Linked DNA regions of Mus musculus: all the other regions are linked to region 5. A link is a loop called in an ENCODE intact Hi-C map of the cell type or tissue named here. Cell type or tissue: left cerebral cortex. All regions are shown on one strand.

Region 1 (4,000 bases), 650 kb before region 5:
ATAGAGAGCTGAGACAACCTGGGGCCCCAGTTTCCTTCCTCTGGGGAAAGGTCTAATTAGTGTATCTCACAATTATATTTAAGTATGGTCTAGTCTTACTTTCAAGGCTCTCCACAGATTTTAAGATGGCTACAGAGCAGTGGGAGGAAATTATACTTTACTATTCCCACTGCTGTTCGGGCCAAATTGTGGATTAATCCATTTTCTTTACCAACTTCTCTCCATAATATTTTTCTAAAATACAGGAAAAGCAGGTTTATGGACGAGTGTCTGCTAATGTGGTCTGAGGGCCCTGCTTAAACTATTTTTTTTTATTCTTCACTGAACTGCCTTTCCCTTTAGCAACTTCTATTGAAATTTGTAATTACAGATCCATCTGCTGACTGACTGTCCATATTACTCAGACAATTACAAGCTCCGTAAAGGCAGAATCAATAGTTTTGAACACTGTCTACCAGGGGTCTAGAACCCTGCACGTGAAAGGTATTTATTAAATATCTGAGAAACAATGAAAGAGAAAGACAGAGTACAAGTTACTATGGATTGCCTTTTTAATGTTTTAAACGTAATCACCTGCTGACCACCTGTTATGTCCCAGACTAGTTACTCTTCTGTTAGCTTCCGAATAATCCTATCAGATTTCTTATCTGAGGCTAAAGGTCACAGAAATTACTAAATTACTTCAAGGAACAAACTTAGGAAATTTGAGCTCTTGTTTCTGTAAATATTAACTTTATCTGATGTAAGCTGGCCTCCAGGACGACTAAAGGCCTTTATCCGCTCCCCATTCAGTTATGGGGAAGGGGATCGCTATTCACAGAATCACTAGTCATACATATCTCAAGTAACAAACAGTCTGAGTTTTCTTCCACTTTACACAGGTCCTGCTAAGTTAATTGTATAGACAGCAAGCAACCATTTTTACACAAGCCAAAACGTTTGCTCCAACACAAAACTGAAATAACATCTTGTTGATAAGGACAGTGACGCTAAGATCGTACTCCCTACAAACTTATGGGTTTGGGAGTTCTCGGAAAAACAGTCGCTGCAAAGAGACACTCGGACGAGTGCCTTCATTTCATTTTCTTATTGCGGGGGCGTGATCCAGGTGGGAGCATCCAAGGCGTCAATCGCCCCATCGGTACCTTAGGTTGGATGAATTTAAGCTGCCCTATCCAGTCTCGGCGCCACTACTGAGATGTGCTGACCATCAGATAGATTCACGGAACAGAGCCAAGCCAAAGAAAGGGCGTGGGAAGAATATTTGAGACACGATTGCACTGCAGCCAAGACTAACTGGGCTGCAGTCCACGCTCGCCAACTCCTCTCCTTTCCTCTCTCTGTCCCCTTTCCTCTCTCTGTCACTTTTTTTTCCCCTGGGATGGCAGTCAGAACAACAGGCAAGGGCCTACCTTGGTCTGAACACTCTTATCAAACTTGTCATTTTTGAAGGTGAACGTATTCTGGTGCTTCTGAGGCCGGGACCGAGTCACGTTGCCTTTCTGGGAACTCATCACCAAAATCTCAAGCACTGTAAATCGGTGCAGCCTTTAAGTTACAGGAAAGAGTAAAGACGTTCCCGCCCCAGATTGAGACTAAGGACAGTGACCCGGAAGAAGTTCTTCTACTCTTTCCGTCCCAGCCCCAGGTCGGCCCACGTGACTCATTAGGGAGGTCACGCTCGGCTCTGCCTTGCCGCACATCCTCGACTACCGGCTTCACGGAAAGCCTTCCTCGGACCCAAGGTGCAAGTCCGGCTTTCTTCGAATCTAGAACTCCCCCATTGGCTCGAACGCGGCTGTCCATCACGGCGGAGGGACGGAGATTCCCCGTTCCTATTGGCTCTTCTTTTCCGCAATCCCCGCCTCCTGCCGAACGCTCCCAACCTGTCTCCCGGCTCCGTAGCGTAGCGACTCCGCTGCGCAGTTTGTGATTGGTGGAAGGTGGGCGAGGCCGGTGCCCTGATCGCCTGCAGCCCGGAGCCCGGGTCAGCTTCGGCGCCCTCCTCCAGTCACTGAGCAGCTCGAACCGGGCCGCTCGCCCCCCCGCCCCCCGCCGCCCTCCCAGCTCCCGCCCGCCGCGGCCGCGCGCTCCGCCGCCTGGCGGCCTTCGGAGGTGCCAAGGAAGGCGGGCTGCGGAGAAGGCAGCACCGGCCCTGCGCTGCGGACGGCGACCACGGCCGCGCGGGACCTCGGGCCGGAGAGCCCCGGCGGCGGCCGCCCCTCGCGGCGGAGCCGTTAGTCAGCAGAACGCGAACGCGCGTGGAGGGGCCCCACGAAGCGCGCCCGGGCACCGCAGCTCTCTTTCGCGTCCTCGCCGGGCCGGGCCGCGGGCGCAGAGTCGGCGGGCGGCGCCCCGCGGAGGACAGCGCGTTGGCGGCCGCGGCCGCCCAGCTGCAGGTGCGTGGGGCTGGGCTGCTGGGCCGTCGGGGGGTCGCCGCTCTGAGCTGGGGACCAGGCCGGGTGGCTTCGGAGCGGAGCTACCGAGCGGAGAGCCGTGCGTCCCGGGCCTCCTCGCCCGCAGGGAGGACCGCAAGATGGGGTCGGGCCGCCGCTCCCCTCCCTGGATCTGGGCCACTTCGGGCCCTCGCTCTCGGCTCGGTGTCCGGGTCCCGCCAGCCTCGATTTTAGATGGAGTCCGCCCGGAGCTTGAGCTGGGTATCCCGCTCCGCTTGTCGCGGGAGCTGCTTTCCATGGCTTGAACTTGTATCATCTCTGATTGAGAACTCAAGGAGGGAGAGGTTGGATTTGAATTGAAAGTTGGAGAGTTCTGTTTGAAATTGTATTTAATATTAAACCAGGAAAGTTGTGTCAAATTATAGTGTGTGGAGGACGTTCGGAGAGTTTAACCTCCCTCCGCTTCTGTTGAAAGAAAGAAAGAAAGAAAGAAAGAAAGAAAGAAAGAAAGAAAGAAAGAAAGAAAGAAAGAAAGAGAGAGAGAGAAAGAAGAAAACGTTCAGAGCCTTAATCTTGGTGATTTTTCTGTCAAAAGCAGGATATTTAGTTTCATCAGTGCTGCTCTGATTTAAGGCAATGTGAAGCAGATTTGGTAAGGATTAGAATAACGGGGCCCCGCGGAAAGGGTGACCTTTAATTTTTTTCTGATAGTTTATGAAAGGTATTCCATTCCTTGTGCAGTATATACTGCTTGATCCCTAGGATTTACATTTTTCAAACCTTCAGCGTATAAAGAGAATTTTGGACATCTTGGGGCAGTACCTAAAACTACTAAGTCTTGAGTAGAATTAATTAGGTGCGGTTTGTGATTGACATATTTGTTTACATTAACGGGGATTTTCAATCAACACTTATTTTAGAGAATGTGTGTCCATATACTTGGCGCATGGATTCAGTTGGGTAATAAATCTACTCGTAGCCAATGCAGTATTTTGAATATCACCATTGTTATCGGTGCCGGTGTCTTACCAATGGAAAACGGAGAAGGCGAAGGTGTTGGAAGTTGAAAATGGATACAATATCTGCTATGCCTTCGTTACTGTTTCAGATCTTGGAGGAAATTAGTAGCGCCTTCACCGTATTTTGACCTCTCTCTCTTCTCCTACTCTAGTATTAATAAGGTTAATTGGCAAGGATAGGATTAGATTTTCAGTAGGCTAGGAAGCTTTAAATTTGTCCCTTGGTGTACAATACACTGGTTAATAAGTGGTTTGTTTACTTGAGTACCATCGCTCATTTTGCATTGTGATAAAACGACAGCTGAAAAAGCAGGCTCTTGCCCACCCCAACGCATAGACTTACCGTAAAGTACTGGGACAAGATAATGTTTTAGTAGCTTAATAAACTCAGTAGTCCACAGTCTATCACTGAATTGATCTACAACCCCAGGCATGCGGTTCTTGGCTGAATCCGTGTCCACATTCATAATCCAGAACTATTAAAATGTGCCACTTGTTGCTCTTGCAGAGGACCTCTGTTCCCTTCGTAGGACCCACATGGTGGTTCATAACCATTGCTAACTCCTGTTCCAGGGCACCTGACAC
Region 2 (4,000 bases), 390 kb before region 5:
GGAGAGGATGGGCTTAGTCCTGCGGAAGCTAGATGTCCCAGGGTGGGGTCCTCATCTTTCTTAGTAATGTAGCAGCTAAGTGGTCTCTCCATCCATCCATCCATCCATCCATCCATCCATCCATCCATGTATCCATGTATCCATGTATCCATCCATCCATCCATCCATGTATCCATCCATCCATCCATCCATCCATCCATGTATCCATCCATCCATCCATCCATCCATGTATCCATCCATCCATCCATCCATCCATCCATCCATCCATGTATCCATCCATCCATGTATCCATCCATCCATCCATCCATCCATCATCCATCCATCCATGTATCCATGTATCCATCCATCCATCCATGTATCCATCCATCCATCCGTCCATCCATCCATCCATCCATGTATCCATGTATCCATCCATCCATCCATCCATCCATCCATCCATGTATCCATCCATCCATCCATCCATCCATCCATCCATCCATCCATGTATCCATCCATCCATCCATCCATGTATCCATCCATCCATGTATCCATGTATCCATCCATCCATCCATGTATCCATCCATCCATCCATGTATCCATCCATCCATCCATCCATCCATCCATCCATCCATCCATGTATCCATCCATCCATCCATCCATCCATCCATCCATCCATCCATCCGGAGAACTTTCTGTCTGAGCTTCTGGGAAAGCAAGTGTGACTTTCCTTTCCCCTGCCTCTGCCTCTAGTTCCCTCACAGGATTCTCCTCTTTCCAACTTCTGCTTTAGTACATCCATAGATGTCGCCCCAGGTCTGCTTCTCCTAATGTTCTGATTCCACACTTTTCCTCACATTTGCTGGTTTGCTTTGGAGGTGGGAGCTGGTGATGCATTTTCCTTCAAGTTTTTCAGGGGACAGTGGCACAGTGAGGCCTGAAGGTCACTTAGCTGTTCTAGGTGATTCCATCCATTCTCAGCCTTAATGTCCTCTGAATGTTTCTAAATCTCCTCACCGAACTCTAGCTTAAACACAGATACTTTGGTTTGCTGACTTTTGAATAGGTATTTCCAATGTGACATTTAAATCCAACTTGCCTGATCCTCCATCCCACTCCCTTTCAGGAAGCTGTGCTAACTTTAACTCTATTGTTCGAATGGAACAAAACCAACCAGTCAACTGTGCTAACTAAAGACACTCTGGAATTTGTTCTTGTTTCTGTTGTTTTCCCACCTCATCCCTCCCTTTTAGTCTATTAGCAAATGCCATTGACTCTCATAATGCCATCCACTCTTACAACACACACCCTGTTTGCTATTTGTCTACACCCTCATTATTTTCCTCTGGTCTCAACCTTTGGGCATATCATATATATCCTAAATATCAGATACATATGTGATGATTCATAAGAGTAGCAAAATTACAATTATGAAGTAGCAACAAAATAAGTGTATTGTTGGGGTTGCACAACATGAGGAACTGTATGAAAGAACATTAGGAATGTTGAGAGCCTAGTTGGAGATACCATCATCTCTTGCCTGGACTTATAGCCATCTCCTAAGCAGACTTCCTACTTCAACCTTTCTACATCAACTCTTCGTTCATTTCACTTTTTAGACAGGACTCAATTTGTTTTGTCTAAACGTGTGAATCACCCCATATGCCTCTGTTCCATTCTTCTGGTGGCAAGGGACAGGTGAATTCTATAGGCTTTAAAAATTCTGGTTCTAAGCATTGAGCTATGAAACACATTTTCCTCTCAGTCTCATCTTTTCTCTAAGCTTTGTTAATTCATCTTGAAACCAAAACTTAGGACTCGAAAGAGTTCCCTTAACCAGGCAGGAAGTAAATAGAGAAAAATGCAAAGCCTGCAGCAGGCGCCATGCCAAGCAACGGAAATACAGAGGGTTCCGATGACGATGACGTCTTGAGCTTGGGCCTGCCTGGTGGGGGCGAAGGATACTGTCATTTCCCAGGCATGGTGTGTCAGATAAAAATGTACTATCAAGGGAAAAGACCTGATACAAACAGGGACACCCTGATCAGGCATGGATGAGACACTGTCACAGTAAGTGACATGTTACAGACACCCAGGTTGATTTCCTTCCTTTGTTGTGTCCAAAGGATTCACTGTAGCAAGCTTCCTTATGCAAAAGCATACGTCCACACTGATCACTCCACATCCTCTTTTGCTCTCTCAGCTTTAGGGTTCATTTGTATGAAGGCCCATGATTAGCAGCAGTTCAGCTGCTTCTGACTGAGGGCAACACCCTTAAACCATTTCCCTACTGTATGCTCCTCATGTGCAACTTTTACATTTCAGAAGGCCCCAGTACAAAGGTATGTATATATATTTTTTCCTGGGATGAACATGCTTTTCACTGGCAATAAAGGTATATTTCAATTATTAGACAAATAATAACTGCCTTTGGAGGCTAAATCTAAAGTATAAAACCCAAAGGAGAAATTTGTTGCAAAGAGAAATAGATGCAAAGAAAGGGACATAAAATGACCGTAAAGGCCCCGACTGAGTTCTCCTTTACTGAAACGTGCCCTGGCAATGGTAAGAAATGCTGATGGAGGAGTTCCAGTTGACATTTCCTTTCAGGATGTGTCAAGGGAGGGCGAGTCATTCTGAGAAGAGCTTGGGGCTCACTATTACACATGAAACTCAACCCAAGCTTAGACAGCACTGTGAAAGGCACACCCAGAGGTAAATGTCAGCCTCATCCTGTGGGCACCCCACGGTTTACAGAGCAAGTACAGCCACATCCCAGACTAAAGAAGAATTGATGTTATCTAATAGCTCCCTCTTAACCCTGTGTTTAAGGACGGAGGGGAAAAAAAAAAAACAAAGAAAGGAAAGGAAATGTTATCTAAGGTCTGATTGTACTTTTTCTTGAAATATCCTGACTGTTCAAGAAAGGTCTTGGGAGAGGTTTTCCATTGTGCTGTAATCTAAGTCACTGTTATCTCCTGGAAGTGCAGGCTGGGTCTCACAAATGAAAGGTTAGGATGCTTATTGATAGCAGCCATTTGTAATGGCCCAACAATCACAGGAACTGTGAGAAAAGTAATCGCAAAAGTCTATGTACTCAGGAAAGGAACACTGTGCCCAGAACACAAGTGAACTCCCTGCCTGGTCAAGCCTCTGCTTCCTGCTGTGCCTGCCTATATACTGTCCGGTCCACAGGCTGCGAATAGATGACAGCATTAACTAATGAAGCCTGACAGTCATCTAAGGTCTCTTTCATTATAAAGCCAGAGTTCATCAATGGGATGGAAGAAGTGAGGGAAACTGCTTGAAATGTAACCACTTGCTATCTTGCAAGACAGAGACACTCTAAGGGTTGCTGCAAGAGGCGTTGTGGAAATTATTTTCCAAGCTGCTAGGTGGAGGGTGTGAACAGATTATAAGACTGCAAATTGCTTTGAATAAAGTAGAGATGGTCTTAGGGAGGCAGTTTCTGCTACATGTAACAAATTACATTCCAGATGTTCATGACTACAAAATCTCTACCAGATGTCCAGACTCATGGTGGCTGGGGATGTTTATTGTACATGTGAAGTGCTCAGTACCTGTTCCCTAGAGACCTCCCTCGTCCCTTTTCATCTGCACCAGCATGCTAATCATGTGGGGATGATGAAATATTTAGGTCTCGCTTTATAATTAAAGGGGCCAGGAAGAATGCAAGACTGTTAATTACTTTAGTCTCAGAACCAGTTAAATAAATGCCTAAAGTGTGCCTCTTGGGACATTTTTGGAGATTTATTAAATATATTGTTTCATAGTCTGGGATCCATTTTTTGAAGCTAATTCAAAGTGGAAAAAAAGGCTTAAGACCACATAATTCAATCCTAAGGACAAATACTAGCGTTTTTCATGGTGTTTTCATTTAAAAAAACAAAATAAATCTCATTGCTACCATGAACTTCGTTTGCTAAAGAGCTGCTTACAGAAAAGCCTCTCTACTTATGTAAACCAAAGGATTGCTTTTTCTTTTGTTATTCACAGCACATGA
Region 3 (4,000 bases), 160 kb before region 5:
ATTGGTACTTTGCGCCCATATCCGTGTACTTTGTAAACTATGCATGATTATTTTATTTTCATAAGTTGGAGGATTATCAACTGAATATTTGGAAATTCATGAAATGCCCCTAATAATTTCAAATCCATGAACCTAGATATAAAACGAATGCATGCAACATGGAGCCCGTGGTTTGCTCATTAAATGCCGCTGAATGTTGCAAACATTGTTTTTTTTTTTTTTTTTTAAATATGTACTTGTGATTTTCAGACACAGAGTGCTACTTTAAACGGCCACCTTGCTTACATGGACAGGCTATAAACACAGAGGCACATCTGTGGGACAGCCGGGTAGCGCTCTTCCTGCCATCCCTGCTAGGTAGCATATTCCAAGGCCCCTGCAAGAGCACACTGGCCTCTGCCAACTCAGTTGTGAGCTGCCCTCCCCATGCCCCTAACCTGCCTCTGCCCTGTCCCACCCCTAGCCAGGACCAAAGAAGCACTCTGTTCTTTGCAGCATTCTGCAACCTCTTTCCTTCCTTCTTACGTGCTTTTTGTTTTTTAAAGAAATGCTTTCTTCTTATTTGATTAAGAAACTAAAGTGTATCTTTCTGAGGTTGCAAAGGGTGAACAGCTCGGTGGGTGATTTCTTTCACATGGAGTTATGTTCACCTTGATCGTCGAAGGCATTGTCTGGGCTCTGTTAATCTGTGGTGCCGCAGTGGCTCTTTTTATCAGGTTAAGGCATTACTGAACGGGAGGCCCGCACAGTTTAAGACAACTGACATGAGACTCGTGACAAAGTAGAGGGAAGCATCCCCATAAGGAGGAGGCGACATGATGGGTAACCCATCTCACACCATCCTCAACCTGACCAGTGTCTTCTCCTCGGGACTGAAAGGGTAAAACTCAGAAACTCTTCTTCCTAGAGAGAGAGGAAAAACAAGTCCCTTGAAAGAGTACCAATCCCTTTTCTTCCCAGAATCCTCCTCAGCGTTGCTCCTTAATACAGACCCTTGGGCTTAATTGTAGAGGGAGAAGAGAGTCAATCAACTGGGGGATTCTCTTTTATTCCTTCTTAGTTCTAGGAAGCTGGGGATAAAACCTGGGTCCTTGCATATACCAGAAAGTGTTCTATCATATTGAGTTACGCCCCACTCTCTATTACAATTTGTGGCATCCTGATTCCCAGGCATAGCCCAGCTAATTATATGAGTCCCCGCCCCAGAATCGGAAATATCAGCATTTAACATGCTACAGTTTATAACACGTGCACACGTGTGTGTGTGTGTGTGTGTGTGTGTGTGTGTGTGTATGAAAAGCTATTCAGGAAACTTCAATATGCAGCCAAGTCTGAGGCCCAGTGGGCTAGCCCGACAAGCAGAGGGAAGAATTAGCCCAGTACCTGACATGCAGATGAAGCTGGACTCTCCCAAAGGACACTTGAATACAGTTGTTGCAAAGAGATGAAAAGGAAGAAAGAGAAAGGAAGGCAGATAAAGTTTCAGGCTTACTCTCTTTGTCTAAGTCAACTGGAGTCTCCACCCACTCACCAGTGGGTGACCCAGGCTTCTGCTCCCAGGTCCCCAGGGCCTGAAGACTGGGTGGGGCACATTGACTGCAAGAAACTCCTAGAGCAGTGGCTCCACAACCCCAGGCGTGGGCCGTGAACCCCCTGCCTCCCCCTCCCGCGCCTTGAAGGCGGTGGCTGCCGGTGGAAAGCAATTTGGGGTGCATAAGGAAGCGGGCTGGAGCGCAGGTGGCGCTCGCAGCCCCAGCCCCTGTTGAGCCAATCGCGAGCGCAAGCGCAGCCTGCTGGCAGCTTTACGGAGCTCCCGACTCAGGCGGGGAGCCTACTAGGCGAAGGCGGCGCAGGAGAGAGCTGAGCGCAGGCTGCTCTGAGCACTGCCAAGGGCCAGGCTGCTAAGAATGGGCAAGAAGTGGAGGGATGCGGGCGAGCTGGAGAGAGGTTGCTCTGACCGCGAGGACAGCGCAGAGAGCCGCAGGCGCAGCCGCAGCGCCAGCCGGGGCAGGTTTGCCGAGTCGTGGAAAAGGTTAAGTTCCAAGCAGGGGTCCACCAAGCGCTCGGGACTGCCGGCACAGCAGACACCGGTGAGTTGGGGAGAGTCAGGGCCTCAGCATCCTTCCTAACTGGTGCCAGAAACCTTGTCCATGGTGCTGAACTTGCTCTCCTGGCGCCGGAGCCTGGGAACTTGTGGAGTCACTTACAGGGAAAGTGTTGGGTGGTTGCAAGCAGGGGTCCCCAAGGGATGTCTCCCCCTCTATAGCCAGAAGAGGGGATTTGGATGTGTCTTCTTTCTATGCAGAAATGGGAAAAGTGTTGGAGAGGCGAGGGGCTGGCGGTCAGATCATTATAGTTTTGTAATTAACAAAGTGTGTGAGTTGTCCTGCGTCGTGTGATAGGAGTGTATCCCTCTGGTCTGTGTGTGCCCCGCATTCAAACTCACTTAACATCGACTGAATGGGGGCATAACAAGAACAGCACATTGTATTTTTACTCTCTTAGCACTTGCTCTTTCTATCTCACTCCCCCACTGTTTTAATGGGTATAGTTAATTGTTTGCAGAATGTCATTTGCATGTGGAGAATAGCAAGAATATCCCAGGTGCTTATACGCCTCTGGCTTAACGTGTGTACGACATTCAGAAAGCAGTTTCCCCATGTGCCAGCGCCTCTTCAATGTCTGATTAGTGCAATAAAAGGACTCCTGTGAAATTAAAACATCACTCTATGTGTGTGTGTGGAAATACAGTTGATGAAAACTTTTGCTGCGTTTACATTTCTGATATTGAAATATTAGATTTTCCATCATGTCAGACAGAGGGAAAGAGATCTCTGTTCTAGGAGACAGTTGTATTGACCTCCTGTTGCTCATGGGTAAGGAGAACACACTGTTTTTAACTTCCAAAGCATCCTTGGAAATATCAGCATGCATGTTTCTATGTTTTCAGAGGTATCGTGTAGATTTTACATAATGGAAAGAATTTGAATTGATTAAAAAAATTAGCTCATACCATGGACTCCAGTATGAATAGTGTTAGCTCAATCTAGTTTTCAGGGGTTGCAATGAAGGATAAAATGTATCCGTAAATGTAGCATGTAACAGCAATCCCACAGAATGAGATTTTAGCCTATTTATGTTGTTTGCTTGTTTACAAAATGAATGGCAGAAAGCATTAATCAATCTGGGAATTTCAAATCTTTGATCCATTTTGTGGGCAAGGTTTTCATCTGAACATGGACATGGTCCACGTACATGCAATTAATTTTATTTTAGCCACAGAAATATTCTGTAAGATATGCAGGCTTGAAAACATCTTTAAAAGGAATTTTCATTTGAAGACAGACTTCTGAGATAAATTCTGTGAAAAAGATTAATGACCTCTTACCTCTTATGTAAACTAAGAATTGAGTTCATCTCCTTACAAAACATCTAAACATTGTTCTATGAGGCTTTTTATATCATGTCTGATTTTGTTCAACAGGTGTGTGAACAGCCCTTATCAGGGCCATACAAAAATCTTCATTTAACACTGTTGTGACAATAAATGACTTGGAGGTTATTGCCTTGAATAAAAATGTGTGTGAGGGAGGGCATACTAGGATACCATGGCAACCAGAAACATCTGGAAAAGTAACCAAGTCCTTCTGTTTGCTAAGAGCAGGCAAAGGGGCAGTATTTCTCTGTGATGCTTGTTAATTGAAATATTAGCAATTCAGTTAAAAAGCAGTGAAAGCCTGTGGGTTTTTTTCTCACATTACATGACAAGTTCAATATTGATTTTGTTCTAAAACTCCAAAAATAGGTCTCTAAGCCAAGATTTAATTACCAGATTTAAAAAATCCCCAAAGATAATGAGCTTTTGTCATTCTTTGGTCTGCAATCCATCTTAGTTTTGGTCTCATGAGTTGTTGATAAAGACTTGGACTTCATTAGTAATTGAGACACTTGACACATTCATGCTAACACGGGAGCAAGGGAATAATAATGGTTTCAAGGT
Region 4 (4,000 bases), 530 kb before region 5:
TCACTCCAGCCACTGCTTCCCTGGTCATGAACCTTCTACACCTTTGTGTTTTAAATTTCTCTCTGCCTTCTCGTAAGTGTGATTGCAGTTAGGGTTCACCCAGGCAACTCAGAAAAATCTCTCAGTCAAGACTCTTACTCCAATCACATCTCCATACCCAGTAGTTTCCAGGATTAGAAACACCCACACCCACACACCCACATACCCACACACACACACAAACACACATGTTAGGGTGGCCTGCCTCTCTTCTCTTTTAAAAATTATTTTTAGTATTTTATGTGTATAAGTATTTTGCATGCATGTATGTCTGTGTACCTACCATTGAGGTCGGAAGAGGGCATTGGATCCCCTGGAGCTGGAATTAGAGACAGTCATGAGCTGCCCTGTAGGTTTCTGGGAATCAAATCTGGATCCTCTGGAAGAGGAGCCCAAGCCATATCTCCAGCCCCCATCCTCCCTTCTTGAGTTCTAAACATGTCCCATTGAGGCCACCTTAAGAGTCCTTCCTCCTTTGCAGTTTGTCATAGAGAATCATCTGCTCTATTATGTTAAGTCCTCCCCTTTTCTCTTCTAAAGAGGGACTGGGGCTGGAGATGGCAGATGGGTAAGGATTTTGTGACGGCTCAGATGTCTCTGGAGCTTCTCCTTCTGCATCTTTCCAAGGTTTTAGTTAACTGTGGGTTCGGTCCAGAAGCATTGCCAAAATTTACATTTGCAGACTCCTCTGACTCAGTCCATAGAGCTTTGTTGAGGCATTTCCAAGTTTTTTAGGATCTCAGGGGATTCTTATTAGCCCCAGTCTGGAAACATTGGTTCAGTTCTACCAAGTCCTAAACCAAACCTTGGAAATAGGGTATTCCTTTTTCTGTCTGCTGGTGTATCATAGCTACACGGTTGAATTTTTACTGGAAGGGGGAGAAAACAAACAAATAAACAAACAGACAGACAAACAACAGTGAGCCTGAAAAATGAACAATCCTGCCTGTACAGTATTCAATGAAACAGTTCCCCAGAGGCGACACGTCCAACTCCGAATTAAATAGAGGATGATGACTGTCCGGATTTGGCAATCTGGCAGCTGTCATTAGCTCCTGACCTCGTGGTCTGACGGACCAAGCCAGGTCGCGCCCTTTGCTGCAGGAAAGGCTTTTCCTCTGCCAGAGCAACTTCCTCCAGGGGACCGGGTGGTGGCAGGGCTACTCATGCCACCCGGCCAGTATATTCTGCAGTAGGGTGGGCTGAGGATTGGTTTTCAGTGTTGCATCTCCGCCTCCTGCAAGCTTCAGCCACTCTAGAGTAGCGTGGCCAGAAGGCGTGACCAGGCCTAGGTATATTTATTCTGGCCTTAGTGTGAGATGCTGGGGCTGCTCCAAGCTCCTAACCAGAACTGGACAACGGTCTGAAGTCAAGAACACACTGACTCTGCTGAGAGGGCTACGAATCCAGCTTCCTTGTTGGCCAGGTGGGGGCAGTCGAGGCGCCAGGACCCGAGGCTCAGAAAGTTTTGAGTGAGGTGGGGGGCTTGCGGGATATTATTGGGGGAATATACTGCTATGCCGAGTCAGCTTCATTCCGGAGCGATAAAAGATGTCGAACTCAGCTATTGGATGATAAAGGAAGAGAAAAGAGTTCAACCCTGTGTGTGTGTGTCTCAGGGGTGGTGGTGGTGGTGGTGGTGGTGGTGGTGTGTGTGTGTGTGTGGGTGGTGGTGGTGGTGGTGGTGGTGGTGGTGGTGGTGTGTGTGTGTGTGTGTGGGGTGGTGGTGGTGGTGGTAATAGGGGTTCAGCAGCCTGGCTAGACCCGAGAAGATGCAGGTTCAGTTTCGAGTGATGAGGGGTGCAGGCTCAGGTCGACTTTGTCAAGAGGTGACAAAAAAAGCAGTATCAGACTCAGCTGGGATGATGAGGTACACAGACTCAGGTTCAGGCCCGCTGCTTTTCCTGAACTCCCAGGTAGTCATCTGTAGCCGAAGGTCAAGGAGCCGCTGGGAAACCCTGGCCGCCGACGGTGTTGGCGGGCGTCCTTCCTGCTGAAGGCAGCTGGAGGCGCTGAGCCTTCGTCTGCAGCTTGTGGTGGGCGGAGCCTCCGCAGGTCTCGTCCCTCTGACAACAGGCCCCGCCCACCCCGCCTTTGACCCGCCTCCCTAGCTCGGGGCCGCCTGCCCAATCCGCAGCACTCTCGGCCCAGCCGAGCCGGCGCTTGTGTGGCCGGAGGCTGATTAGAGGGACCCTAGCGAGCCGCGGCGCCCGCCGAACCGGGGACCTGCGCGGCTCGGGAACGCGCCCTGCCTGCCGCTATTGTCTCGGAGCCGCACAGGCTCGCGCCGCCCGGACGGCGATTCCCCTCCTCTTCCTCCGGGAGGGAAGGATCCAAGAGCGCCAAGCCGGGCTGGCTGGAGGAGGTGGCCGCGAAGGCGGAGGGAGGAGCGTTACTCCCCGGCCCCGACTGCTTCTCCTCCGGCGTAGGTTGCCGCTGAATTCAGAGCGGCAGCGGGACGCGGGTTCCTGGCCATGGAGAGGAGATCTGCACGCGGGGACTCCAGGAGCTCTGCTCCCGCTCCTGCTCCTCTGGCCATCGCGTAGACACCTGAGTAGACCGACGCCAGGAGGGGGAGGGGAAGGTAAGGCTCCTCTAGTCCCGGGTGCCCAGCCCCGCCTCCTTGGCGGTCCCAAGGGCCCGGAGGGCGCAGACCCGACTTGCGCACCTTGGCGTCCTGGAGGCCTGGCTGTCCCTGTGCTGGCGTTTTTTTGCCGAGAAGCACAACATCCTGTGGGTTCCAGCGTCCGCCTTTGCCGGCGCCTTCCCGCCGGAGTTCTCCCATACATAGCGCCCCGAGACTCAACCTTCTTCCATGAAAAGGGGTCCTTAGGAATAGAGGTTTGATCCCCTTTTCATCCACTTTGTGTTCCCGGGGAGGTTAACAATGGGTCTTTTAAAGTCGGTGTGAACAGCCCTAAAGTTTCTGGAAAGGCTGCGTGGGGGACGCGGACCGCAGTGAAAGATTGATGGAATGTGCATTGTGGAGCCTTGGCGTCTACAAGAGCACGCTTGTGTAAAGTTTGGGGGGGAGTGTGGATCTTTGTCTCCTACTGTTCCCCTGAGTTGGTGTGACCCTGCTCCGTGTGGTAAGGCGCAGTTTCAGAATCTGGGCATCTTTAAAGCTGGGGACCAGTTTTTAGCACAGGACCTCACTCACCACAGTTCCTTGGCAGAGTTGGGAGGTCCTGGCAAAGAATGGGGTTCTCACTGCGAGTACCCTGAGGTGCTTCACGTAATACTACTTACTGCCCTCTAGCAATAAAACCAAGGTCTCTGCTGGGGGGCTGGTGTTTGTCACCAGACCCCCTGTGGAGCAGAAACACTCCCCTTAAATTCTCCGCCGAAGGTTAGGAGAACAGACTTTTGACACATCTCCTTTCTTCTGCAGTTGGGGTTAAAGGTAGAGTGCCTGTCTTTTAGGAACTTCCATCTGCTCCTGAACCACACAGTGTGTTGGACTGACTCCCTTGTGCTGGTGACTAGTCTGATGCTACACAGTTGCACATGTTGAAGGGCTGCAGAAGTCTTAAGGGCTCTTACCAGTAAAAAGAAAATTTAGAGGAAGAGGAGGCAGGAGAAGAGTTTCATCAAAGCTTAAGGGAAGCCTGAATTCCCATTGCAACCAGGCTTATCTGTTGGAAATGGCCACTAAACCCAAATACAAACAAATTATATATATCCCTAAAGATTAAGAAAACTTGACCCATTAGCACTGGTCTGGTCTCCATATCCTACTCTGGTGTGTCCCTTATTGTCTTTCCCTTTGAGTTTGCATTTCTGGGCAAAGCAAAATGTGCACCAGGCATGCTGTTCATTTAGTTAACATGGGACAGCTCGTGATAGTGTCTTCTGCCTTTAAAATAACATTCTTTATTTATGTGTAGGGTGGTGAGTCGGGGCTGGAAATTTATCTCAGACTTTAAGCTCACTCTATCCCATACTGTGTCTGATTTTTGTC
Region 5 (4,000 bases):
TAGGCAGGGAGGTTATGTTTTCTGTGTAAGGTTCTGTTGGGACCTTTGGCGAGCACTAAAGTCCAGCAGTTGCCTTTCAAAGGCCCTTCTCTCTCCCCCAGCCACAAGCTTATTCTTTTCTGATGCTGCTAAATGCTCATATAGCATCTTGTGTATTCCAATGCCACAGACATTCTTTGTCCTTTGAGTTAATGCTTTCCTCCTTTTCCTGTCCCAAAATAATATGGATTTTGTGTACCGATAGCATAATGATGCACAAACCGAGTCTAGACAGGCGGCCACGAAGGCTCACTGGTGTGTCCCTAAGCATAGAAGGGGAAGCCTGGGTACTGAGCCTTCCAGGCCACCATCCTGCTGCCTGTTTTTGACACTTGTACAATACACTTATTACTCTCAGACTCCTCACTTAGATAGTTAATCTCTAAAGGAGGAGAACTGTATTGTGGTTTCCATATGCTAATTATTTAATGTAAGTAAGGTTTGGGTTTTTTGGGTTTTTTTTTTTTTTTTTTTTTTTTTTTTTGTTGTTGTTGTTGTTTTGGTTTGGTTTGGTTTGGTTTTTCGGTTTTTCAAGACAGGGTTTCTCTGTATAGCCCTGGCTATCCTGGAACTCACCTTTGTAGACCAGGCTGGCCTCGAACTCAGAAATCCTCCTGCCTCTGCCTCCCGAGTGCTGGGATTAAAGGTGTGCGCCACTACGCCCGTTGGTTTTTTTTTTTTTTTTTTTTTTTTTTTTGTTGTTTTGTTTTGTTTTTTGGTGTTTTGTTTTGTTGTAAGTAAGTTTTTAAGAATAATCTCATTCAGCAAGTCGCAAATCAGTTCTTTACCAAGCACCTAATAAAAGACTGCTCGAAAAAGAAAGGTTTCTGGGCTCTGGGTGCACATTAGGGCAGGACAGAAGAGCCCCAGGTTAAGAAATCTGCCTCGCCCTAGAGAAGGATGGAGAGAGAGATTGAGTACAGGCACAAGGACTGGAAGTGGTGTCTGGGGAAGCTGAAAGACGTGACATTTGAGTTTTGAATTAAACATAGGAAAACCTGTGGGTGTGGTAAGAGCAACCCCCGGGATGTCGTGCGTGCGGAGAGAGGTTGGCAATCTGGAAAGCAGGAAGCAGGCTGTGTAGCTGTGATCCACAGTGGGGGGCGAAGAACGGGACTAGATCAAGTGTGAGAAGCGGGCAGTGAACGGATGATCTACTGCCTGCTCTCAGTAAGCCCCCTCCAGGAGGCACTGGGTGGAATTCATCACACAGGGCTCTGTTGCATCTCTGCTCTCCCCTCTGAAGGTTGTGGCTCCTGCTTGGGCTTATCTTCGAAAAATACAGCTTTCTTAGTCAAGTAAGCTCTGTCAGCTAGGGATGTAGGGAAGAAAATGTGTGCTAATAGTCTGGAGGCTCTGTGCAGAGATTTCCCCTAAGGAAGGGAGATGGACTGTGCAAAGTGAGCTTTGCACATGAAGGGCAGATCACAGCAAGATCCTGGCTGCTTGCAACAAACAGATTGCAGGAGCTTTGAATAAATTACACGCCCTCCCTCTGTTTGCTTAATGTGAATTACTATTGCTTACTAGCAACAAGTTGATTAGAAAACTATAAAAAAAAATGGTACCCTCAGACAGTCTAGTGACACCTTACACAGTTGCAGCGGCTCCCAGACCTCTCCTCCGTCCATCACAGGCCAATGGAAGTGCATTAGCATCTGCCACATCGTCAGACGTACTCAGGAATAGGTGTTTGGCCCTTGATCTGGTTGGTCGTAGATACCTAGGGGTAGATCTCTGGTGTGACTGTTACATTAGCAGAAATAGGATTTAGAGAAAAGTCACAGTTAGACTGTGTAATTTTTTGCCGTGGCATTATTTTCCTTTTGCAAACATGTAAGGCACTGTCTGAAATTCATGAAGCGAATGGGTTAATTTGCACCTGCAGAGTGATTGTCAAGCCAGCCTGGTGAGAGTTCTCACTGAATCTTGATTTGGAAACTCCAGCTGGGAAGGTGGGCCAGGGGACTCAGCAGGATCAAGTTCTATGCTGGGGAGAGAACCGGGGGAATTGGTGCTTAGCATCAACGAAGAAAGCCCTGCCTGGTGCCGGAGCACTTGAGATGGCTTGGCCCAAGCAGCTTAGGTATTATTCGATTTGGACTTAACAGCCCTGAGATGAAATGGCCTTTCATTCGACGTTGTTAAACAGGGACAAGCTGGGCCTTGCTTCACTTTTGAGTTTGCCAAGTAAATGGATTGCCGACCGCAGAGCAGTACAAGACATTTCTTCTGCACCCGTCTCCCAGTGGCAGCTTTTCAGCTGAGAGCAATACTGTCTTCACTCCCGAGTATACAGAAAGGAAAAGAAAAGGCGGGGGGCGGGGGGGGGGGGGGGGGGGGAATAGGCAACATATCTTTATGTAATGCTTCTAGCGCCCTCTCGTGGCTAGTTCTAAGAATGCAAGTCTGGAATGCTTTCTTGCAGAAGAATCTTGTCTACCCAGAACTGACAAAGGAGGAAGCTGGTATTTTAAACAAAAAAATGCAAAGTACCCATTTACGTCCATTTTACCAGCACACGATGTGTGGAACCGTTACTGAGTTCCTTCCTACCTCCTACACTTCATGAATCTTGGAAAATCTGCTTCTGTTTATGACTGATTTAAAATAAATTGGCATTAAGGAAACAGTAATAAAAATTTGAAAATTTCAATTTTTGACAATGAAAAATATTTTGAACAAAATTTTAATATGCACTATATGTAAATACAAAGTTCATGTGATTTCCAAGTATTTTTTCCTAATTAGAAGTTTGTCCGTTTTTTGCATCTTTTCCCAGAGGGAATATTCTCTTGTATTACTTAGCTGTGTGCACTGTTTAACCTATAGAACACTTAAAAGTTCTTACTGCATTTTATTATTTATTGTGTGTGCACATGTATGTACCTATGTGGCTGTGAATTCTGGGTGCACTTAGATCTGGTCCTTCCACTCTGTGGGTCTTGAGGATTGAACTCAAATCCTCAGGGTTGGCTGCAGTTGCCTTTAACCTCTGAGCCATCTTGTCAGTCTTTTAATGCACAATTTCTTAATAGCAAAATTAACCAGCACTTTCATGAGTGCAGCATTTGAGGAAGAGCATCTTCAGTTTCGTTTAGAAATGTGGGTGTTAACGGTCAAAACAGATGAGACTCATAATTAGAGACACTTGTGTTATAATCTAAGCCTGAAGACACAAAAGGTAGACTGCATCATCTATTGGGCAAACAGGTTAGTTCAATCTTGAAGTACAAAATAGCTAATAGACAGAAAGGCATTGGAAATTAAGTTTTTGAAATAAAGTAAATCACCAATTTTCTACTTTCTTCTGAATTAATGGCGTAATTCAGTGATATTGGTCAGTGGGAGCTCTCTCTGTCTCTGTCTCTCTCTCTGTGTCTGTGTCTCCGTGTGTGTGTGTGTGTGTGTGTGTGTGTCTGCATGTACAAGTGTGTGTAAATAAAAACTGTGTTACATAGACCATGGTGTTTCTCTAGTAGACAAGCTTCTAAATGATGGTGTAAAGACACACTGTGTCTCAGCAGATCATCCGTTAGACGGGATCCTTGGTCTGCTTGGTGCTGTCTTCTGTGTGAGGAGAACTCTCACCACTCAGCAGAAGTCTGAGTGGTGATGACTTGTAATAGAAACGGTTCTTCGAGAGATGAGAGGATTCATGAGGTGGCTGGACCAGGCTCCCCATCACTGGACCTGAACTACCGCTTGAACTAAACATACTTTTTTCAGACCAACAAGGCAGACTTTATAGATAAACTTCCACAGAACTGCATAAAGAATAAGAACTGTTGGGCTACTAACATGAATTAATGTCTTTATAGAGAAATACATTAATTTTGGTTTGATCGGTATTGTTTGTTTTGACTTAAAGTCTGAGGCTATAGCCACTCCTCCGTCTGCTATTGAGAGTCCTCAGGGTCTGACTAACAGATCATCATAACACACTTTTATGCATGTTTCT
Region 6 (4,000 bases), 730 kb before region 5:
TATTCTTTCTCTCTCTCTCTCTTTCTCTCTCTCTCTCTCTCTCGTGTGTGTGTGTGTGTGTGTGTGTGTGTGTGTGTGTGTGTGTGAGAGAGAGAGAGAGAGAGAGAGAGAGAGAGAGAGAGAGAGAGATTACTTGAGTTTTTGCTAAAGTCTCACTCATTTTCAGGCTCTGGGGACAGTGTTAGTGGCACAAACCAAAAGGATTGACTTTCCCTCCTATGGTCATAGACTTACACTCTGGGACAGCCTGGGCTGGGTTCCTTCTTTTACAGAACCTATGCCAGGGCGTCTTGATCAGAGTTAGTCCTCCTAAGGGCAAGGATGGGGGTCTGTGGATGTGGCTTCTGCTCATTGGTTCCCTCCAGTCTCCCTAGCTTCAGGGCCTGTGCTTTCTTCATTTTGCCCAGGACAGACTCTTCCATCAAATCTTCCCAATGCAAAATAGTTCTTTTTAGGTTTATTTGGTTTTGGGATTTTGGTTTTTCAAGACAGGGGTTCTCTATGTGACCCTGGAAGTCCTGGAACTTGCTCCGTAGACCAGGCTGGTCTCAAACTCACAGAAATCTTCCTGTCTTTGCCTCCCGAGTGGTGGGATTAAAGAAAATAATTTTTAAAGATCAAGGACCTGTCAACCTTATTCATGCCCTATATTTTTCTGCTCCTAGAGAAAAGCCTAACTGGCAGGACATCAGTGTATTTGTATTCGCTGACTAGCACATCAATTCTAATTTCCAGTACATGGTAGTGCATGTATGTAATGCCAGGACAACTGAGATATACGTTAAATCTGGACTGTGTAGTAAGATCTTGTTTTAAAAAGAATAACAAAACGTCAGTCTAGATTTCTATGGTCTATTTATATTAATAATTTTTGAGTTTGAACATTTTGAATATCTGTACTTAGTCTATTACCCATGTAGACTTAAATTAAGACAATTGACCTTAAGGGTAGAGCAAACCTGGGTTTTAGTACTAGCTTTGAAATCTCTCACTCTACTTCCTAAGCAAATTATTTAAGCCCTGTTTCCATCCATTTCATTACATTTGATAATAACAATAATAATATCTTCCTCATAAACTGATTTTAAAATTAAGGCGATGTGGTATGTGTTAAGTCCTCAACCAACACAACACAAATATATATAATATAAATATATATATATATATATGTACATATATTTTTTTCTTGTACTCATCCCCAAAACAGTGAGACTCAGTGAATTCATCAGATGGGGTTTAGACAGGCTAGAGATAGACATGAGGTATTCCCTATTGACCTTGGGCATAAGGCATTTCACATTGAGAGGAACTGGGTGAAGGAAGCCGGTTGAGCCATTCCAGAAATGCCTAGCGCATGCAGACTACGGGCTGAATTAGTCCATGTATTCGTTTGAAAGTATTTTTCACACCTCTCACCAAGAACAGTGTGCTAAGGCAGGATCAAAGGGAATCAATGGTGGCTCCTGCCCTGCAGGGGCTGCTTCCAGCAAAGAGCACAGTTGTCAGAGGCCTATACCGGCTCCTGCTGTTGCCCTGGCAGCATAAACACAGAAGAAAGCAAGCAGCATTTCTCCACGTGGGAGGCAAGTAAGAGCTGAATACGAGAACAGGATCCTGTTGCAGAGGTTTGAGACAAGGCTCAATGGAGGTCCCTTGCAAGATTTTGAATACGGAAGTGAACCAAGTACCAGAAATGGAAACGATAAACAGATCAGCAAATACTCATTTATTTTTTAATACACCCATACTCACCCATCTTCAAACTGGCACCATCCTTTATAGTTAAATCAATCCCGGGCCTCTGAAGCTGCCTGCAGTCGTCACTTTGTATGGAGAGAGGCAGTAAGATTTGCAAACCCTGCTGCCTCTCTGCCTCTAGACTGCTTGGGTTGATGCAACTACTTCTGGCGGCTGTGGTCATGCGACCTCCAGGGGGCGCGATTTCCCTTAGTTCTGGTGGAACTGTGGTTCTCAAGCCAACATGAGAATTTTGTTAACTCAGTGTCGCTGGGTCCCATTCCCACAGTTCCTGGTACAGTAGGTCCGTAGGGTGGACCAAAGAATGTGCACTAGTAATGTGTCCCCAGGGTGTACTGCCTGTGCTGATCCACAAGAACCTAAGACCCTTCTTTAAAAATAGGTAAAATGGCTAGAATTTTGAAAGGGAGCCTTTCTATAAAGTCCACAAGAGAAAGGAAAAACAAAGAGTGAAATTTAAAAATTAGGTTGGGGGATGGGGGCGCAGTTCCCTGGGAGAAAGGCAGTTCTCTGGGACAAAGCATGCCGGGTACAGGAGAGGCCCTGGGCTCAATTCCTACACCATATCAAGCAAAGACAACAGACAGAGCTAAGCCAAGCAACCATGCAACTTATATGTTGTGGCCGTGAGTCCTGGATGCTAGCTGGTCTTTTCCAGTTCCCATCTTCAGGGTAGCTGTCTACATACTTTGATTATCGGAAGAGGTTTTAGCACGGCCGTGCCAGGAAAAGGTCAATGGAAACACAGTGCGGAATACAAGAACGGCACAATCCGAACGAGCAATGTAGTCGTAAAATAGAAGGACACTTTTATTTCCTTAACAGACCCTTCTTTATGTCATGTCTGCCTCCAGTCCCAAGAGCAGAGTTTTGCTTTGTACCTTGAGAATGCCTAAGGAATATCAAAAGTAAAACTGAATTCCAACACTCAGCACCCCCTGGTTGGGAGCACAGCCCACCATACCGACATTACTCATCTGTTCCCAGCTGGCTATATTTATCCTGTGAACTTTGAATCGCATGTTATTTTTAACATAACTACAGCTTTCCCGATAGCACCCAGTCTAATAAATACAGATGTCTTCTGTATTTAACCTCTGGACTGTGTCTTCCTTGGACGAAGTGTCTTGTCAAAGAGGATGAAAAAGCTCTTAGAAATCGGTGCTCAATGGCCAGAATGGTGTTTATATCAACACCAGGGCTTGGCACAACTGTTGGTCATTCTTGAAAGAAAAAAATCTGCACAAGAGGCCTCCCTTAAAGAAAGTTAATCTCTAGTTACCGTATGTATCATCTCTCGGCTACTTGAGAGCTACTAAATGCCCATGCATAGCCCCCCGCTTCTTATTTAGTTTCTGTTGTTCTCTGCCCTCGAGGAGGGGAGACCAGAAAAAGCTCCTTTATATCCCAAACACCCAAGGGCCCTAGATTACTGCAAGAACAGTAGGAGGCGAGGAAGATGGGGAGAAGATGGCCGTGTCCAGACCCACTTGAAGCTCCTCCGTGAACATCAGTTTAGATCCCGATACACAGAAGATGGAGGCTAGATGGAGAGCAACAGAGCAAGAGGGATTCAAACAAGTTCTGGTAGCTGCGGATCCACACCCCACTCTCTTCTCTGCCGGATACATCTCAGACAACAGCGTTTTACCTGTCACTCAACCTAACGAGGAGGTGTGAGAAAGAAGCCAGAGCTGAAGCAATCCTGAAAGGAATAAGCAACACAGTTCTATGGAGTGTGAGAACTGGAGCAAATGGGGTGGGGGTTGGGGGGAAGGGACGACGGAAAGGGGAAGAGAGAGAAACTTTCTCAGGATAAGCTGTTCTTGTCACCAGTCTACATTCACCCGTGTGCGTGCACACATTCATCATGATGGTGGATAATTCTTTCGCAGGTGCAACGCCATGCGTTTTATTCTCCCCGGGTGACTAATGAACTAAAGTAATTTTGTTTTTCTTCTTAAAATTTTGTTTTCATTTTTAAGTAGAATATAGTTCTATCATTTCCTCTTCCCTTTTCTCCATCCCAGCCTGTGTACCCCTCTCTGATCTTTTTCAAATCCATGGTCTCTGTTTTCATTAATTTTGTTTTACACACACACACACTTTTTGTTTGTTTGCTTGCTTGCTTTTTTGAGACAGGATTTCTCTGTGTAGCCCTGGCTGTCCTGGAACTCACTCTGTAGACCAGGTTGGCTTTAAACTCAGTGATTCGCCCACCTCTGCCTCCCCACTTCTTGGA
Region 7 (4,000 bases), 570 kb before region 5:
CCCCCCCCCCCCAAGGCCAGCTCGGAATGTCAGAGCAGATCAAAACTTCACAAAGTAGATTTGGGCAGAGGACCCAAAAACCATCCGAGCGAAATGTAATTGTGAGTGTGAAACATGGCTTACTTTCCTTGTGATTAAGGGCTTTGCCCATGGAGGATCGTGAGCTAGTCGTATAGCACATGTAACCACTTCTCTGATTGGACATTCACACATGATCACCTCTCTGGCTGGGCTTTGGGCTGAGTGAGCGTGTACAGGGAGTGTGTGACCTCCTTATTGACTCAGCCCAAGGAAGCACTAAGAAAATGACCAATTCCAGTAGAGCTTACTCCAGTCTTCATTTATATCACACTGTGAGATTCATTAAATATCACTTAAAGGGCAGCGCAATACACGGTCCTCACTTGAATATATCATATCATAGACACTGTCTTCTTGTGGTGGTAAAATTCCTTCACAAACGAAGCATAAATACAAAGTGTTGACTTTTAGCTCACAGTCCCAAAGGAATACAGTCCGTCATGGCAGGGAATACATGGCAGGAGGCAGGGAAGGCGTGGTACTATGGATAGGGCCTGGATACTCATGCTACATCCACACATGGGAAGCAGAGAAGGGATAGGAAGATGGGTCAGTGTATAAAGTCTAGCTCCCGTGTCCCACTTCCTCCATCAAGGCTCCACCTCCTAAGCATTTCCCAACCTTCCCAAACAGCAGCACAAGTTGAGCACCAAGTTTTCAAACATGTGGGCCTATGGAGAATATTGCATGTCCAAGCCATATCCCTCCTCCCCCTGGCTCCTCTAGGCTTATGACCTTCCATTGAGATACATTAAATCCAACTTCAGAAACTCCCCAGTCTTTAGCAGTCCCTCCCCACCCTGATCAAAGAGTTCAAAGATTCTTGTGATACTCAAAGCAATTTTGCTCTTGAAAAGACTGTGTGTGTAGCTCACTGAACCTGCTGCATCTCACCGATTCAACCCCATTAGCTGCCCGTTGAGTCTTTGGGATCCTCCTGTCTCTGCCTTCCTCATGTTAAGGTAAAAGTGCAGGAGAATGCCACCATGACTGTATCCTTAAGCTCAGGTCCCCACAGTGCAGAGCAGTCACCTAGCCAGCTCCCTGAGCATCTCTTCAGCCCCTTCCCTGCATTTTCTGTTTCTCTTCCTATTTCTGTCTTGGTTGCTATTTCTCCTTTGCTCAGCTTTACTTATAAGAGTCATCTGTTGCCCAGCCTGGTTCAGAACCAAAATCAAGTGATTCTTCTGCCTCAACTCACTAGTAACGGGGACCCCAGACACTTAGACTCGTCTGGCTTCAGCTTCACCTTCAAGTGACAAAGGCCCACAGAACACAGAACAACACGCAATGCCCTGACATCTGAGGGATGGGGAGCTGATGCCCAGCATTGCCAAGTGTCAGTTACAGGTTAATTCTTGAAAATAAACTCAGCACCCTGTGAGGTCTGCTTTCTCCTGCTTATTTCCCTTCACTTCCTTAAAGGCCATCTTTGGGGTATGCTGAGTACTGCAAAGGAAATCGTCGATCTTCAAAGACTCTCTCTTGTCCACTTCGCTTGTGCTGTCCTCTGTCAGAGGCAATGGCGGTACAGGGAACTTTGCAGAACTCATAGAGTTCCCAGATCAGCACTCTGAGGAGGACTAGATCAGACAGTGTTCTTCTAGTTCATCATGCTGCAAGTAAGGCCACAGAGGCACTGTGAAGGGCTCTGCTCTTCATCTTGGCATTTACATTTTTGGTGGCCTTGAGCTAGCTGTCTTCCATCTTTTGTATACAACATGAGAAATTATCTGTTTTCTTATGCCTTTGAAAGATTTGTTTCCAGCGTTTCCAGGACAGTGAGAAGGTTTTAAGCTGCAGGCTTCCACAGCAGCTAAACCGAAATCACTGTGATTACACAGCTAGAGTCAGGTGTGCACTATAGTGCACAGGCATTCACCTAGGAAGTGCAAGGCCCTGGGTTCAGTGCCCAGCACGGAAAAGGGAAATCTGCTTCCCTGGTCTCCATCTAACAGGAATTTGGAAATCATTAATCCATGCCACAAGAGGGCGCTTGGGAAATACTGGCTTTCATGCCAGTGATAGTTAAACCATTTTACATCTTTAAATAAAAATTAAAATGACTTGTCATTTCTGGACCTCACTTTGCTTTATCGAATTCAAAAGCAATTTGTAATCAAAAGTATCTCCTACTCTTCACATTTTAGGTTAGTTCTTGTTGATGTGGACGATGCTAATATAATATATAACCAAAAGCCTTTACAGACATGAATTTCCATAAGAGATGAATACAGGCTTCAGCCAAGGTTGGAGGTCTGGAGAGTAGCAAGCTATCCCCTGGTGTAAATGGAGGTGAAATATTCCAAATTTCTTTCAAAAATGTTTCATATTTATTTTGTGTGTATGAGTTTTGCACGTATGCATGTGTGCCTGCCTGCCTGTCTGTGTGAGTTTGGTGCCAAGGGAAATCAGAAGAGGGTATTGATCCTCTAGAACAGGAGTAATAGATAGTTATGAGCCACCATGTAGGTGCTGGGAAACAAAACCAGGTCCTCTATAAGAGTAGCCAGTTCTCTTAACTTCTAAGGTTTCTGACCAAACAAGGCACAATTTTAAAGATAATCCATCACAGTACATTTCTCTTGTCTGGTCCCTTCTTGGGAGCCTCCAGACACAGGAAGCTTATCTAGTTTTGAAGGATTGTTACAAGAGTTAAAATAATTGATTTATCTAAAGGATTTGAAATCATGCTTATCATACAAACAGGATTATGTATGTGTATATAGGCAATATTTATACACCTTCTATTGTTTTATCACTAATTTCTGCTTTGCCACAGCCTCTACCACTAAGATACCAAATCCTCAAACCAGAGTTTCCCTCAGATGCACCGACCTGGGAAAAGTGTTCTCCTAACATTTCTCTCTTCCACCTAAAAAGGAAGGCTGCCTTGATCTGGTGGCCCGTTATTGCAGTTCTAGAGGAACACCTACTACCCCTTCCTATCTTCATGAGCATCTTATCTTTGGGCTCTTTCCTTTTTCTAAGCCTGTGGATTGATCTTAGGCACGGACAATAGACCTATGGACACCAGCTCAATGATCTATCACTGAGCTAAAAAGTCACTTCAGTGACCATATGTGATTTATTGAGTGTCAAAGTGTCCCGTGAATAGAGTGTGGACACAAACGCAGAGAGAATGGCAAGTGTTAGCAATTGGAGTGGTTCTCTATGAAATCTGTTTCTGTTTATTTTGGTTTGATATTTGAGACAGGATCCTACTTTGTAGCCCAAGGTGGCGTTGAATTTGTAATCCTCCTGCCTCAGCCTCTCAAATGTGCCACCATGAAATTTCTTTATTGCTGCAACTTTTTCTGTAGCTTAAAAATGATTTTTAAGTTGATCAAAACAACCTGATCACAGTGAGTTCAAAGTCATTCTGAGTATATAGTAAGATCCAGACAGATGGACAGAGGCAGACACAGAGACAGACAGACAGCAACACAGAGAGACAGAGATATAGACAGAGAAAGAAAAGTAGAGGAAGAGAGAGAGAGAGGGAAAGAGAGAGACAGAAACAGAGATAGAGAGGGAGACAGAGAGGGAGAGAGAGAGAGAGAGAGAGGGAGAGGGAGAGGGAGAGGGAGAGGGAGAGGGAGAGGGAGAGGGAGAGGGAGAGAGAGAGAGCACAACGTGCTTTCCTGGCTTTGCTCTGGGGATGCCTAAAGCCCTTACCTTTTCTGATGCATACAGCTTGGCAGTCCCCACCTCTATTACTCTCCAGCCGCAGCACTTGATTTTAATTTATTACCTCTGCACATGCTGTTCTTGAAGCTGAAACTCTGTCTTCTGTATTTGTGCCTCAGAAAACTCCTTTCTGTTTTTGGTTTTGAGACAGGATCTCACCAAGTAGTACAGGCTAGCCTTATACTCCTGTTTCTCCTGCCTCAGCCTCCTGGTTGCTGAGATTATAGGA

What was found. Hi-C counts contacts between places; a loop is a spot of excess contacts. Peaks named below come from ENCODE experiments on the same cell type or tissue, not always from the same donor. Only the 100,000 strongest peaks of a DNase experiment are listed, where the experiment ranks them.
Region 1: it touches region 5 in a loop (4-fold over the local background); 2 of 42 quality-filtered maps call a loop at or near these places.
Region 2: a loop joins it to region 5, with 7 times the contacts of the local background. A loop is called at or near these places in 4 of 42 quality-filtered maps.
Region 3: it touches region 5 in a loop (2.5-fold over the local background); 2 of 42 quality-filtered maps call a loop at or near these places.
Region 4: it touches region 5 in a loop (7-fold over the local background); 25 of 42 quality-filtered maps call a loop at or near these places.
Region 6: it touches region 5 in a loop (8-fold over the local background); 22 of 42 quality-filtered maps call a loop at or near these places.
Region 7: a loop joins it to region 5, with 5 times the contacts of the local background. A loop is called at or near these places in 13 of 42 quality-filtered maps.

What each region holds. Positions count from the first base shown.
Region 1 is chr19:21,651,195-21,655,194 of GRCm38, forward strand. It overlaps 1110059E24Rik (RIKEN cDNA 1110059E24 gene), which reads right to left and starts at 1,597. Exons shown (of 4, transcript NM_025423.2): 1 at 1,413-1,597. The coding sequence starts at 1,514. It overlaps Abhd17b (abhydrolase domain containing 17B), which reads left to right and starts at 2,115. Exons shown (of 4, transcript NM_146096.3): 1 at 2,115-2,399. In left cerebral cortex, a CTCF peak has its summit at 2,110; DNase peaks (open chromatin) are centred at 1,330, 1,803 and 2,504; H3K4me3 peaks cover 3,453 bases; H3K27ac peaks cover 3,127 bases.
Region 2 is chr19:21,911,331-21,915,330 of GRCm38, forward strand. No RefSeq gene overlaps it. Among named protein-coding and RNA genes, the nearest start is that of Cemip2, 130 kb to the left of the region's middle. In left cerebral cortex, no CTCF peak of the experiment used is centred here; no DNase peak of the experiment used is centred here.
Region 3 is chr19:22,137,212-22,141,211 of GRCm38, forward strand. It overlaps a transcript of Trpm3 not described here. Among named protein-coding and RNA genes, the nearest start is that of Trpm3, 310 kb to the right of the region's middle. In left cerebral cortex, a CTCF peak has its summit at 1,806; a DNase peak (open chromatin) is centred at 1,840; H3K4me3 peaks cover 926 bases.
Region 4 is chr19:21,776,164-21,780,163 of GRCm38, forward strand. It overlaps Cemip2 (cell migration inducing hyaluronidase 2), which reads left to right and starts at 2,177. Exons shown (of 24, transcript NM_001033759.2): 1 at 2,177-2,623. In left cerebral cortex, CTCF peaks have their summits at 1,449 (motif pointing right) and 2,049; DNase peaks (open chromatin) are centred at 186, 635, 1,443, 2,134 and 3 more places; H3K4me3 peaks cover 2,200 bases; H3K27ac peaks cover 1,505 bases.
Region 5 is chr19:22,302,075-22,306,074 of GRCm38, forward strand. It overlaps a transcript of Trpm3 not described here. Among named protein-coding and RNA genes, the nearest start is that of Trpm3, 140 kb to the right of the region's middle. In left cerebral cortex, a CTCF peak has its summit at 2,469 (motif pointing left); DNase peaks (open chromatin) are centred at 1,089 and 2,399; H3K4me3 peaks cover 311 bases; H3K27ac peaks cover 290 bases.
Region 6 is chr19:21,569,452-21,573,451 of GRCm38, forward strand. No RefSeq gene overlaps it. Among named protein-coding and RNA genes, the nearest start is that of Gm38486, 25 kb to the right of the region's middle. In left cerebral cortex, a CTCF peak has its summit at 1,920 (motif pointing right); DNase peaks (open chromatin) are centred at 1,555 and 1,935.
Region 7 is chr19:21,732,326-21,736,325 of GRCm38, forward strand. Gm41818 (a long non-coding RNA gene) reads left to right here. Exons shown (of 3, transcript XR_003952858.1): 3 at 1-6. Among named protein-coding and RNA genes, the nearest start is that of Gm41818, 11 kb to the left of the region's middle. In left cerebral cortex, a CTCF peak has its summit at 2,069 (motif pointing right); a DNase peak (open chromatin) is centred at 2,066.